Regions from separate parts of the Mus musculus genome. Here region 1 is linked to region 2. The links are chromatin loops, found by intact Hi-C in ENCODE. Cell type or tissue: heart. All regions are shown on one strand. Links, peaks and the distances in the headings refer to the core of each region. The heading gives the core; the rest is flanking DNA.

Region 1 (6,443 bases), core at 1-5,000, 230 kb after region 2:
TTCCAGTTGAAGATGGCTGGGAGGTGGTCCTTAACCTGTCCAGTTGTACCATGTGATGTTCTTCAGTCTTTCCACCCATCTGTCTTCACTCCACTGTAAGGTCCTCATCATGGCCATTTGTCTAATTACTCTGGAGATACTTCATGAATATCCAGGTCAGTGATGTAGGGCAAACACAAGTAGCAGAGACACACTGAGTTCCTGACTTTAGCTCACATCCTAGGAATGAGTACAGAGAAGGACACAGAGAGCTGGAGGAGGAAACAACAGTTTTCATAGTTCTGGGTGGGTGGGTGGGGGTTATCTAAAGAACAGTCCCCTGCATGGAACTACCTCTTTCCTTAGCAACATCATCTACTTCCATTTCTCTGAAAACAACCATGAGAGCTGTCCTTGCCTCCTTGCTGTTTATGTTTTCTGGGAAAGAATTTCTTGTAGTGGGATCGGGTATGATATTCTCTTCAATATCAATATTCCTCACTCCCCATGTCATCTCTGAGGTTCCTCATGTGAAGTAATTTGTGAGCACTTCAATCCTTAGATTGGCCATGGTGTTATGGTGTCTGAGTTGTTCAGAAATTCAGTCATCACTGATTCGCAGTCCAGGATACAAGTTTTTGAAACATGAGATGTTTATGGTGTTTCATAATGCAGGTGCAGACTGACTGTGTGTGTCTCTATCTACTCTGAGAATTTATAGTCAGTGCATTATATATGACATGTATGAAATCTGCAAGTCATCGTGATCAGGGAAAGAAAAAGAGAAACAAATTATCCCTGAATGAAGAAAGATCCCTTTCACAAAACACAGAGCAGATCTGGGAGTTCGGTGAATGTAGGATTTGCAGAGGTTTCTCTCCATGTGGTGGAAGTAGAGTCAGTAATCCTGGCAAAGACAGGTATCTGTGATTCCAATCCCCCTGTTTTAGATGGTCACTGGAATGTTTCAGCTCATTGCCCACTGAGTTGCCTCCCTTGTATTTGTATAAAGCAGATTTACTCCAGTTTGTTATCCATGGGCATCTGATTCAAATGGGAATGTACCACACTGCAGCCATCCCTGCCAGGTACAACCCTGAGCAGCTGATGCATTTGGAAGATAAGATGCCATCATTCGAGGATGCGCAGTCAGAACTGATGCCCAGGTCAGCCCATGTGGAAAGTCAGGAGCAGGAGAGGGAGACAGAAATGGACAGTTCACAGTATGTCAGAGAAGAAGCAGGAGCTAGAATTGAAGTAGGTAGATGTTTATGGTGGTGCAAAACAGTAAGTGGTATTTGTAGGATTAAAAATTAATTTAGGGTGCTGTGTACATGAGTTGTGAGAGTACTTATTGCACAAGCATGCAGGTCTGAGTTTGAAGCCCAAGAGTTCATGTAGAAAGCTAGACACTGTAGTGCTGTTTAGAATACAGATGGAAAGAGTATTGAGGTTTCCAGCCTAGTTCTAACTTCAGTAAGAAACCTGATCTCAAGGGAGTAATACAGGGAATGGTAGGACAGAACACCCAGCTTTTTCATGTGGTTGTGCACACAGAAACATCCATGTATACACACACTACAAATTAAATGTGGTAAGTAGAGACTTACTTTGTTCTTTTTCTAATTCTCTTAAGTTTATGCTTCAGTTTTTATTTGAGGTATTTCCTACTTCTTTTTTTTTAGTACTTTTGAAGGTTTGCTTTTATTTATTTGTGTGTGTGTGTGCACGTGCATGCACACCTGTGTGCGTGTGTGTGCATGCACTCACATGCATGTGTGTGGAGGGGTGGGAGGGATATGTGCACTTGAGTTCAAGTACCTGATGCTATGCATGGTGTGGCGCTAGAGTTACAGGCAGTTGTGATAAGTCTGACATACTTGTTGGAATCTGAGCTTGGGTCCTCTGAACGAGCAGTACACTATCTCAAAACCCAAACCCTTGTTTAGGATGTTTGGGATATCATCTGGTTATGTATACAACTCTGGACTCAAATGTACAATCCTATTGTCTCAGCTTCTCAAATGCTGGAGTTACAAGTGTGTACCACTATTTCTAATCAGCCCTCCTCCTCCTCCTCCTCTACCACCACCACCACCACCACCACCACCATCACCACACCTCCGTTCTGAAACTGGATCTCTAAATAACTAACTCTGGTTGGCTGGGAATTCAATATATACCAGGCTGGCCTGTAACATTTGTCAATCCTCCTGCTTCTGCCTCCTGAGGGCTAGGATTACAAGCTTGCACCACTAAACCCAGTGATTAAGAATATCTCCTTATCGTGTTCACTAATAAAAGATTCCTGTCTAAGAAGATTCTCTACCACGGCATCATATATAAGCGAAATCACTGGAAATAAACCTTTCCTTTGTGTCACATGATTGTCAGAGGGCACCTATTATTCTCCACTTTGGCTCCTGATTCCACAAATTTTACTGATCAAAAGAGAGCAGTAGCACATTGTATCAATATCAAGTAATTTTTATAGCCTATATCTATAACCTGTATTTCTCTATATACATCATTTTTATACATTGAGTATAACAGGAAAATTCACACTGCACAATATATCCCAAACTTTTCACTACATCCATTTGAAATGGAATAGTCCCATAATCTATCAGGTCCAACAACACCCTTCATTGTATATATGCCTATGACCAGTCACCCCACTATGTCACAGTATCTATCATCTTTCCATGGTTATCTGATTTCCCTGGCCTTGAGAATAAGTGATGGGATATTCCCTCTGTTTGAGCCCAACCCCTCCTGAGTGCTGAACAGGTGCTCTATCTGAGCTACATCCTACACACTGCCCTCCCCAGGGTATAAGTCTCAGAAGAAACAAGTACTGCCCTCTACTGGTAGGACGAGCTACATGTGATGAACTTGCCTCAGGTGACTTGTCTCATCACATGGCATCCAATTTGCCTTCTGTGGTAGATCAGATGTTGAATCACAGCAGTAGCAACATGGTCCCTGCTTTTAAAAAAAGAAGAGGAGGAGGAAGAAGAAGAAGAGGAGGAGGGAGGAAGAAGAAGAGGGGGAGGACGAAAGAAGAGGAAGAGGAGGAACAACAACAGCTGCCTAAGAACTTTTGGTATACACTGGTCCATCATCCTTGTCTCATGATATTGCATTCATAGTCAATGCTTCATTCACCACAGTCAATAAGCACATAGCTGGATAGAGGCTATTAGCTTAGATTAGCAAGCTAATCTTGTGTGTCCATCAGTGCCCAACCAGCTGAGAACTACTCCTGTTACTACTCAGGTCATGCTAATGGTGGGAAGTAGGAGTCTTTAGGTCCTCACCTGCCTTTAGTATTGGGCAAAATCTATGTGCTTGGTCTCTCTGTGTGACTACCCTGACATCCACTCTGTACCTGGGTATTTTGAGTAGGAATTTACTGTTCCTCACTCAACAAGTACAAATCTCCAGTGCTATCTATACAAGACCATGAGAAGTCCCTGAGAATAGAGATCTTAATAGTGGTTACCAGGGTCCTGTGAAGTTCATGAGGCTATAGAAATCAGTTAGTATTTATTTGGATCATGTGCCCACCAATATTTTCTAAGTTCCTCCTGGGTATACAGTGTCTTTTAAATCTATATTTCTAACCATGATAGATCATGGTCATCACTTGGACTTGAGGCTGACATGTGTGCCAACACATTATTGATTTTGCTCTTTGTAAGAAAATGATCTGGGTGTCCCTCAACAGAGGAATGGATGCAGAAAATGTGGTACATTTACACAATGGAGTACTACTCAGCTATTGAAAACAATGATTTTTTTTTTATCTTCGGATGCTAATTTATTAAAAATAATACTTTAATATTATTGGCAAACAGGAAAGTTGTAGGGCAGTGCACCTGAAGTAATCCCAATGTACATGAGCAAAAATTATAGAGTTTTCTATATAACTATCTTTTTAATTCATTAATAACATTTATATACAAAGATTTGGCTTTTATTGGTACCTCAGTTCTTTCTACTATCCTAGAAACACAGTATTTATTCAATTTTTATTAGATATTTTCCTCATTTACAATTCAAATGATATCCCAAAATTCCCTTATACCCTCCCCCCACCCTGCACTCCAATCCACCCACTCCTGCTTCCTGGCTCTGATATTCCTCTGTATTGGGGCATATAATCTTTGCAAGACCAAGGGCCTCTCCTCCCAATGATGGCTGATTAGGCCATCTTCTGCTACATATGCAGCTTGAGACATGAGCTAAGGGGTTACTGGTTAGTTCGTATTGCTGTCCCTCCTATAGGGTTACAGACCCCTTCAGCTCCTTGGGTACTTTCTCTAGCTCCTCCATTGGGGGCCCTGTGTGCCATCCAATAGATGACTGTGAGCATCCACTTCTGTATTTGCCAGGCACTGGCATAGCCTCACAAGAGACAGCTATATCAGGGTCCTTTCAGCAAAATCTTGCTATATGCAATTGTGTCTGCATTTGGTGGTTGATTATGGTATGGATCCCCAAATGGGGCAGTCTCTGCATAGTCTTTCCGTCCATCTCATCTCCAAACTTTGTCTCTGTAACTCCTTACATGGGTATTTTGTTCCCTATTCTAAGAAGGAATGAAGTATCCACACTTCTTCCTTCTTCTTGAGTTTCATGTGTTTTGCAAATTGTATCTTGAGTATTCTAAGTTTCTGGGCTAATATCCACTTAACAGTGAGTGCATATCACGTGAGTTCTTTTGTGATTGGATTACCTCAGTAAGAATGATACCCTCCATTTGTCTAAGAATTTCATAAATTCATTGTTTTTAATAGCTGAGTAAATTGTGTAAATGTACCACATTTTCTGTATCCATTCCTCTGTTGAGGGACATCTGGGTTCTTTCCAGCTTCAAAAACTATTCTCAACAATAAAAGAACCTCTGGGGGTATCACCATGCCTGACCTAAAGCTGCACTACAGAGCAATTGTGATAAAAACTGCATGGTACTGGTAAAGCGACAGACAGGTAGATCAATGGAATAGGATTGAAGACCCAGAAATGAACCCACACACCTATGGTCACTTGATCTTTGACAAGGGAGCTAAAACCATCCAGTGGAAAAAAGACAGCATTTTCAACAAATGGTGCTGGCTTAACTGGCAGTTATCATGTAGAAGAATGTGAATTGATACATCCTTATATCCTTGTACTAAGCTCAAGTCTAAGTGGATCAAGGAACTCCACATAAAACTAGAGACATTGAAACTTATAGAGGAGAAAGTGGGGGAAAACATTGAAGATATGGGCACTGGGGAAAAATTCCTGAATAGAACAGCAATGGCTTGTGCTGTAAGATCAAGAATCAACAAATGCAATGCTCATTAAATTGCAAAGCTTCTGTAAGGCAAAAGACACTGTCAATAAGACAAAAGGGCCACCAACAGATTGGGAAATGATCTTTACCAATCCTAAATCAAATAGGGGACTAATATCCAATATATGCAAAGAACTCAAGAAGCTGGACTCCAGAAAATCAAATAACCCTATTAAAAAGTGGGGCACAGAGCTAAACAAAGAATTCTCAACTGAGGAATAGCGAATGGCTGAGAAGCACCTGAAAAAATGTTCAGCATCCTTAATCATCAGGGAAATGCAAGTCAAAGCAACCCTGAGATTCCACCTCATACCAGTCAGAATGGCTAAGATCAAAAATTCAGGTGACAGCAGATGCTGGTGAGGATGTGGAGAAAGAGGAACACTCCTCCATTGTTGATGGGATTGCAAGCTTGTACAACCACTCTGGAAATCAGTCTGGCGACTAAGAAAATTGGACATAGTATTACCAGAAGATCCAGCAATATCTCTCCTGAGCATATATACCCGGAAGATGTCCCAACTGGTAATAAGGACATGTAACAACCTGAAGCTCACTGAACCAGACCTCGACTTTGTTGCCACTAAGGAGATTATCTAGGCTGGAGCCTGCCTCCCTAGATCACTCTTGTTTAGCCTCTGTCGCTGCTGCTACATGCTGGGAGTCAGCCTAGCTATTTCAGAGACTACATCTGATCCTACTCGTGGTCACCTGCAGCTGGGCTCCAAGGATGAATTGGAGGGAATGGGCTTTCCTCCTCCTTTATAAAGTGTGTCCACCATTAAAAATTTGAGCCTTGATCAGAATCCTGTCTTGGCCCATCTCTCTCTTGTCTACCTAGTTTCCCTTTCTTTCAGCTCCAGGTTGCCTCCCACGCTGGAACCCAGACATGAGAACCGCAGACCTGCCCCAACAATTTGGCGAACCAATGAGGGACCTGGGAATGGCAGAAGACACTGGAAGAAACACTGCTGGCTTGGAGGTCCATGGAAGAAGAAAAGAATTAAAGAAATTTCGTACAGGGGCGCGAAGCAACAGGGAAAAGGTTGCTAAGGGTGCAGTAAGGGCTAAGCTGGAACAGCGCTAAACCTGTGCACTGGATTCACTTAGGTTCAGCAGT
Region 2 (8,044 bases), core at 1,298-6,297:
CTGTGCCTCATTTTTTCCGCCCCCATAATCACTACCACCTAATGGGATGGAAGGGGAGCCCTCACTGCGTCTCTGTCACTCTCCATGTTTTCCTGGCTGTGCAGTTCCGCGAGCGGGATGCCCTGGAGGCCGTGTTCCGTTTCTGGTCTGGTGGGGAGAAGGGACCTGAAGTCTTTCCCATGAGTCGCCTTTGGGACTCGAGGTTGCGCCACTACCTGGGTTCCCGCTACGATGCCCGGCGTGGTGTTGCCGACTGGGACCTACGCATGAAGCTGCATGATCGAGGGGTGAGGAAGCTTTGAAGCAGGTGGCCAGCATCTGAGTCCAGAGAGAAGGAAGAGGGCGGAGACTCCGCCCCCATATATGAGGAAGGGGGTCTAAACTCCTACCTAGGTCTGAGGAAGGAGGTCTGGACCCTGGAGTTTGAAGTTGGAGGAATTCCTATAGGTATAAGGTTGGGGTTCCTATACCAGATTAATCAGGGCCTTTTTCCCTATCCTCTACTCCAGGCCCAAGTTATCCATATCCAGGAATTCCGACGCTGGCGGGATACAGGTGTTGCCTTTGAACTCAGAGACTTGAGTGCTTACCATGTGCCCAACAGGACTCTGGCATCAGGTCGCCTCCTGAGCCACGTGCGTGTCTACCGCAGGCCTGGACTGCGTATTTTAGGTATCTACCAGTACAGGTCCCCAATTTGGACCTCACTTGCGATCTCATACCTTTGGTTTTTTTCCAGCGTGGGGAACGCGTGGCTGCGCGCGGATACTGGGGGGACATCGCCACGGGGCCCTTTATGGCTTTTGGCATCGAGGCGGACGACCAAAGCCTCTTACGGACGAGAAACGGACAACCAGTCAAGGTGTGGGCCTGGTGGGGCTAGGGTTAGGGCCAGCAGACAAGTTCCTGTTCTCGGCCTTCCAAGCCTGCCTTTTCCGCCTAGTAGCGCCAACGCTTTTTTGAGCTCCACCTCTTATTTTGGTCCAGTGTCTCCATCCAAGTAACAGGCTCTGTCCCCAACTTCTTGGTCCCTATCTTGGAGAGCTATGATCCAGTTCTCTTACTAAGTCCTAAATCCAGCCCCGGAAAAGTAACAAGGAATTCTAGTTTGGGGCTGGCTGTATACATTAAGCCCCGCCCCTACCCACCCCTATTGTTCAAAGCCTAACCTCTGCACCTCCCCCTTTCTCCCCGCAGACTGCGAGCGAGATCACGCAGCACAACGTCACAGAGCTGTTCCGAGAAGTAGCCGCCTGGAGGGGCCCGAGAGCCATCCAGGGGAATGTGGAGGAGACAGAGTCGCCCGAGCCAGATGGTAGGTAGCCAGCAGCTGCAAACTGCAGATAGTCACTGTTTTTTCCCCAAGCTTTGACGGAGCTGGTTTGGAATACCTGGACAGTTGCTCTCTCGTTGATATTCGTTCTCTTTTTCTCTCTTGTCCTCCCTTTCCCAAACCCTGAACCCCACCAGTAGGATTCTCAGCCCTCTCTGGAGTTCTAACTGGGAACCTTTACATTCCTCCCTACACCCTTTCCCTACATGGATTCTGGCTGTCCTTCTTTCTATTCCAGTCCTTAACTCACCTCTCCCTAGGTGCCTTCATTCAAGGGACCATTCACTTTCTTTCCTGTCTGTAAAATGGGTCTCTGCCTCGTGGGCCCACCTCCCCAGATTTGCAGCAATTCAGTTCAGCCAAAGGATTAAAAAAAAGGAAGGCTTCTAGAAAGACATGGAAGGTCGATAATATAGCTCAGCAAGGAGACGTGCTTGCCGTCAGGGCCTTGTAGCTCAAGTTCTATCCCTGGGATCCAAGTAATGGTGGACAGAGAGAGATGACTCAGTAAAGGTTGCCACCTGACCTACACACACTTACCGAGGCACACACCATCACCAAAATAAATAAATAAATAAATAAATAAAATAACTTTAAAGAAAAGGCTAAGAAAGTTGGGCGTGGACAGTGAATGCCTGTCACTCAGAAGGCTGAGGCAGGAGAAAATGCCTGGTTTGGGTCACAATTCCAGATATCTTCAGCTACAAGAGCCTGACTCAAAACAAAAGTAGAAAATAGGGAGTGTTGCCCCTTCTTAGAATTGGGAACAAAACACCCCATGGAAGGAGTTACAGAGACAAAGTTTGGAGCTGAGATGAAAGGATGAACCATCCAGACACTGCCCCACCCGGGGGTCCATCCCATAATCAGCCACCAAACGCAGACACTATTACATACGCCAGCAAGATTTTGCTGAAGGGACCCTGATATAGCTGTCTCTTGTGAGGCTAAGCCAGTGCCTGGCAAATACAGAAGTGGATGCTCACAGTCAGCTATTGGATGGATCACAGGGCCCCCAATGAAGGAGCTAGAGAAAGGACTCAAGGAGCTGAAAGGGTCTGCAACTCTATAGGTGGAACAACAATATGAACTAACCAGTACCCCCCAGAGCTCATGTCTCTAGCTGCATTTTTAGCAGAAGATGGCCTAGTTGGCCATCATTGGGAAGAGAGGCCCATTGGTCTTGCAAACTTTATATGCCCCAGTACAGGGGAATGCCAGGGCCAAGAAGTGGGAATGGGTGGGTAGGGGAATTGTGGGGGCGAGGGTATAGGGGACTTTCGGGATAGTATTTGAAATGTAAATGAAGTAAATACCTAATAAAAAATTGGAGGGAAAAAAAGAAGATAAGTATCCCAAGCTTTTGTCCCCGCTGGCAAGAACACACTCGGGACAACCGGAATCTTCTGCGGCAAAGCTTTATTGCTTACTTCTCAGGAAGACCCTGACCCCAGAAAATGGAGTCGCTTATATAGCCCTCAGCCATGGTGTTTCAGCACCTGATATGGCATGTCAGCTCCTGATTTGTTGCTCGCTCATCACCCCACTACTACGCCCTGAGATGGGCAGTGACTAGGAGTGAGTTCACTCTCGCACCTGCGTACAGGGCTTGTTTACTAGTTAGGCACAGCGGAGGCCAGCGCCATCTTATAATGGCGATTGCTCTCGGCACTGCTCTCCACAGATAAGGAGTGTAAATTCCAATATTCTTTGCAACTTGTGTGCACATCTCTTTGACTCTCAAGATTTATATTCATAGCCGGGCTGTGGTGGAGCACACCTTTAATCCCAGCACCTGGGAGGCAAAGGCAGAGGCAGGTGGATTTCTGAGTTCGAGGCCAGCCTGGTCTACAGAGTGAGTTCCAGGACAGCCAAGGCTACACAGAGAAACCCTCTCTCTCTCTCTCTCTCTCTCTCTCTCTCTCTCTGTGTGAGCATGTGAGCGCCTGCGCAAGCACACATGTAGGTGCCTTCGGAAGCCACAAGAGGGCACCATGTCCCCAGAAACTAGAGTTAAAGGTGGTTATAAGCTTGGGTTCTGGGTGCAAACTCAGGGTCTCTGAAAGAGTATCAAACCCGCTTAGCAACTGAGCCAGTTCTTCAGCCCCAGATCTGACCTCTTTCTTCCCTTCTCTTTCAGTGCCTGCTCAAGAACCCTTCACTATCCACTTTCTGCCTCTCGATTCTTCGCAGACTCTCCACCACAAGACTTGCTACCAGGGCCGGTTCCAGCTCCTCTACGTGTCCTGTGGGTAAGAGACCTAGGATTGGGCCCCAGTTTATTCGTTGTCAGAAGCCGGAACTTAAGCTTTGCAGTCTCCATCCTGCTCTGGACCTCCGTCCCCACCTGTGTATCTCAGCTCCTAGTCCTTTCTCTCCTTAGGATGGTCCATCTTCTCAGCCCTGAGCTCGGGGCTTGCGTGGCCCCCGGAGGGAACCTGGTTGTGGAATTAGCTCGGTGAGCCAGAGGAGTGGGGTGGGAAGGTCACAGCTGGGCCAAAAGCCAGGTCTCCTCACACACAGTTTCCCAACATAGGTACTTGGTGGACCTGCGGCCCAAGGAGTTGAAGGCGTTCTCTGACCGCGTTGTAGAGATAGCGCGGGTGGCTGGGTTCGCCCCTCACACTGCAACCAAACCCTCGGAGACTTTTGCGAGGTTCTACAAGTTAGGGGACTCCACTCCGGGTGGCGGAGACTCAGCTGTGGAATCTGGACCCGCGCCCTCCAAAGTGGAATCTACCCGCGCCCCTCTCCCAGAATCGATAAGTCCGCCCCAGGCTAACCAGGCCCCCTCTCTAGAGGCGATGAGCCCACCCCTGGCTGACCTGGCCCCACCTCTAGAGACAATGTGTCCACCCCAGGCCAACCAGGCCCCTCCTCTAGAAGCGTTGAGCCCATCCAAAGCTGACCAGATCCCACCTCTAGAGGCGATGAGCCCACCCCAGGCTAAGCTAGTCCTGCCTGTAGAAGCAATCAGCCTTCCCCAAGCCGACCTGGCCTCTCCTCCGGAAGTGATAAGCCCACTCCAGGAAGCTATGGCAACGTCCTGGGTGAATGCACCTCCAAAACATGTAACATGAACCCCAGGGACCACGTAGCCCACCTTTAACTGCTGAAGCAGGCCCAGGGATTGACATCACCAGCTCAGCCCACCTGCATGCGGTTTTACTCTGCGTTCCTTCTCAACCCCAGGGATATGACTAGAACTTCAAATTCCTTTCCTGGAACTCTCGGTTGTACTATTTGGGGGGTAGGGGTGAGGGTGGGGGATGGGTCCTAGACTGTTATCTGAGACTTATCCTGACAAGGATCGAAGGCTGAAGGGACAACCCTGGGCTCCAGATCCTCTCTTTTGTCTTGGGCCTTTCTTGACATGCTGCTTTTGGGAAGGACAAGGGCATAGCCTTCCTTGAATGTGATTCAAATAAAAAGCGCAGGGTCACCTCTGTGTGTCCTGTCCTCAGTCGGTCTCCAGTGCCAAGAAGGGTGGGAGCAGCAGGGATGGGTCCCGATTGTGGGTTTGCAAGTGGGCTTGGCTGAATTTCACAGGAGTGAAGGATAAGATCCTTCAAACTAAACATGCCAGGGCCACTGAAACCGACAGAAACGTGGGGGAGAGAAAGGACACACTAGGTCCCAGAAAGACTGCAGTTCAGTGAGGGACCTAGGTGTGAGGACAGAAGGCCGGCATGGATTTCTGGGTATGAACATGGGAAGCTGAAGTCTAGACTCTTGGATTTGAGAGAAGAGGGACCTTGCTCCGGGTTTTCCTAAGTTTGAGGGAGGAGGGAGCTGGGGCGCTAGAGTCAAAGGAGGAGGGGTGTAGATCCTGGGCACCTTGGTTGACCCAACTGGAGCTTTGCACACGGCTCCCCTCACACCCTGTTATCGCTTATCCTGGGCAGGGGAGGAGACAGCAGTATATTTAGTCTTTGTCCTCGCCCCTTATCTCAGTGTCCTCAGTGAGGCTTGAGCAGCCCAGAGGAAACCCAACCTCTAGAGACCTCCAAGGTCACCAGGGACACCCTTCCAGGACCCTCCAGGAATCTCCGATCCTGTTCTCTGCCTCTGGAGATCATCATGGCTGATGAGTATGTGAATCTTCGTAGCCTTGGGGTGGAGACCTCAACAGGGAGAGGTGCGGTGGGTCTTGAGGGTGCAACCAGGTTGGATACTTGTCCTGAGAGAGTAGGAGGCAAGGGTGGTTGGATTTCTGTAGAAATGAGGTAAGAATTTGGGAATCAGACTCCTGGGGTTCAAGAGTCAGGGGACCACCATCAGTGATTTCCTCTTCACGGTTTCTCTCTCTTCAGGAGCAGCGATGCGGTGAGCTGTGAGCTAAGAAGTGGGGTAGGGAACCTTCGGTCCAGAGTGGGTGCTGCAGGGAGAGGACTGGGGACCAGTGGGCAGGGGAACCTGCCGCTAGAGGTGAGGTATCCAGGAAGGGCTGGATGGGAGGGTTTGGGTAGTGATGTAGCCTGCTTCAATTCCAGGCTGGGGAACCGCAGCCTGCGCCTGCTCCTGTCCGACGCCGCTCCTCTGCCAACTACCGAGCCTATGCCACCGAGCCACACGCCAAGGTGGGGCGGGGTCCAAGAGGATGGGCTTCTGGGTTCAAGAATCCTCTGAGACCCAGAAGGGGGCAGGACCAAGGCCCTGGAAAGGGGTGGTAGGGTGATGGGCAGAGCCCTATGGGTGGGGCAGAATTTCAGAAAGGTTCAGGTTGGGCTTGGTGACAGCGGCCTGTGGTTGGGGGGAACTTGCCTACAGCAAGGTTTAGGCGTGAGCGTAGTGGTTAGCAGTGAATAGATAGGCAGTGCGTAGCTCTAGTCGGAGACAAAGATTGGTAGATGGGACCGAGGAGCGTGGCTTCCAGTGGACTCCGCGTTCTGGTTGAAGAATGTCTGACCCGAATGGGTATGCACTCGAGTGGGTCGTGATGCCTTGCAGCTCCACCCAGTGTCCACTTTGGGACCTCACACTGACCTTTCTCCATATCACCTTGGCAGAAAAAGTCTAAGATCTCCGCCTCCAGAAAACTTCAGTTGAAGGTGATGATGAGGTCGCAGTGGGTGGGCTTGGGTGGGCGGAGCTTTGGGGGAGTGGTTTCGCTTCCGGAGTGTGTCAGTCCCCGCCTCCCCCGCCCCCCCCCCCCACGTGCGCGCGGGCAGAAACGAGGCAGGTTTTGAATAAAAGACACAAACTTGGATGTTCGGATATTCTGTCTCTCTGGAGGATGGAGGGAAATTTGTTATTCTTATACTTTTTGGGACTCTGTTGTCTGCTCCAACCATTCCGCAGACTCTGATGCTGCAGATTGCGAAGCAGGAGATGGAACGAGAGGCAGAAGAGCGACGTGGAGAGAAGGGGCGCGTTCTGAGGACTCGTTGCCAGCCTTTGGAGTTGGATGGGCTGGGCTTTGAAGAGCTTCAGGTACCAGTTTACAAAGCAAGGATTCCGGATAAGCCTGGGACCCGAGGTTCCTCATCTCTGGCCTGGCATCCCTTGGGTATCAGGAGCATAAGCACCATCTCAAGTTCTGCTCAGGATCTGCAATCCTTATGCCAAGCAATACGTTCAGCCCTACAGCTTCAAAACCCAGTGTATTTCTCCAGCCTCTATCTGCCAGGTCTCAGAATTCTTAGTTCCCGGCCATATTTCTTTAAGTTCCCTGGAGTGCAGATTCCGGTGTCAGCTTCCTTTCACCCCCTCCTTCCTCAGACTCAGGAGTCCAGACCCCAGCACTCCTCTCTCAAACTCGGGGGTCCAGAGCCTAGGCCTCCTTCCTCAGACCCAGAGGTCTCCTCTCTCAGACCAGGGAACCCAATCTCCAGCCTCCCTCTCAGCATCCACGCGTTCCTTCACCAGGACTTATGCCGACAGCTTCACGCTCGGGTGGACAAAGTGGATGAAGAGAGATATGACGTGGAAGCAAAAGTCACCAAGAACATCACTGAGGTGGGGAGCCCGGGGAAGCCTGGGACCTTCACATTACACCAAGATCTCCAGACTGTAGCTTCGGGCTGGGGGCTATGGACTCTTGTGCTTGAGATAACTCTAAGCAGAAAGCAGGCAGTGGCACAGGTACCTCGTGGCAAAGGAAGCTGTCTCTGCAGAGTAGAGCCTGGGTGGCACAAACGGGCCTGTAGAAACTGAGCATTGAGTTGAGCTCTGGGACAGGGAATAATGATCTGCACAGAGTGGGCTCAAGTTGTGTTAGACGCTGTCTTAGTCACGGTTTCTATTCCTGCACAAACATCATGACCAAGAAGCAAATTGGGGAGGAAAGGGTTTATTCGGCTTATACTTCCATACTGCTGTTCATCACCAAAGGAAGTCAGGACTGGAACTCAAGCAGGTCAAGAAGCAGGAGCTGATGCAGAGGCCATGGAGGGATGTTCCTTACTGGCTTGCTTCCTCTGGCTTGCTCAGCTTGCTTTCTTATAGAGCCAAGACTACCAGCCCAGAGATGGTCCCACCCACAAGGGGCCTTTCCTCCTTGATCACTAATTGAGAAAATGCCTTACAGTTGGATCTCATGGAGGCATTTCCTCAACTGAAGCTCCTTTCTCTGTGATAACTCCAGCTGTGTCAAGTTGACACAAAATTAGCCAGTATAGACACTTTGCGGGATGCTGCTAGGAGCATCAGGAAGAACATGGAGGTGCAGGCTGGAGGCTTTAATCTGGGGCCAGAGCTGGAAGAAGATTA

What was found. Hi-C counts contacts between places; a loop is a spot of excess contacts. Peaks named below come from ENCODE experiments on the same cell type or tissue, not always from the same donor. Only the 100,000 strongest peaks of a DNase experiment are listed, where the experiment ranks them.
Region 1: it touches region 2 in a loop (2.4-fold over the local background); 3 of 42 quality-filtered maps call a loop at or near these places.

The regions. Positions count from the first base shown.
Region 1 is chr7:4,293,783-4,300,225 of GRCm38, reverse strand. No RefSeq gene overlaps it. Among named protein-coding and RNA genes, the nearest start is that of Ncr1, 41 kb to the left of the region's middle. In heart, for the core only: a CTCF peak has its summit at 2,849 (motif pointing left); no DNase peak of the experiment used is centred there.
Region 2 is chr7:4,519,685-4,527,728 of GRCm38, reverse strand. It overlaps Tnni3 (troponin I, cardiac 3), which reads left to right and starts at 5,201. Exons shown (of 8, transcript NM_009406.4): 1 at 5,201-5,424; 2 at 5,647-5,659; 3 at 5,827-5,913; 4 at 6,343-6,384; 5 at 6,635-6,766; 6 at 7,202-7,291. The coding sequence starts at 5,414. Dnaaf3 (dynein, axonemal assembly factor 3) reads left to right here. Exons shown (of 12, transcript NM_001033548.3): 6 at 105-287; 7 at 510-635; 8 at 740-862; 9 at 1,198-1,315; 10 at 3,474-3,585; 11 at 3,717-3,791; 12 at 3,870-4,796. The coding sequence ends at 4,413. In heart, for the core only: CTCF peaks have their summits at 3,316 (motif pointing right) and 6,296; DNase peaks (open chromatin) are centred at 3,728, 3,888, 5,208, 6,108 and 1 weaker place; H3K4me3 peaks cover 1,911 bases; H3K27ac peaks cover 3,170 bases.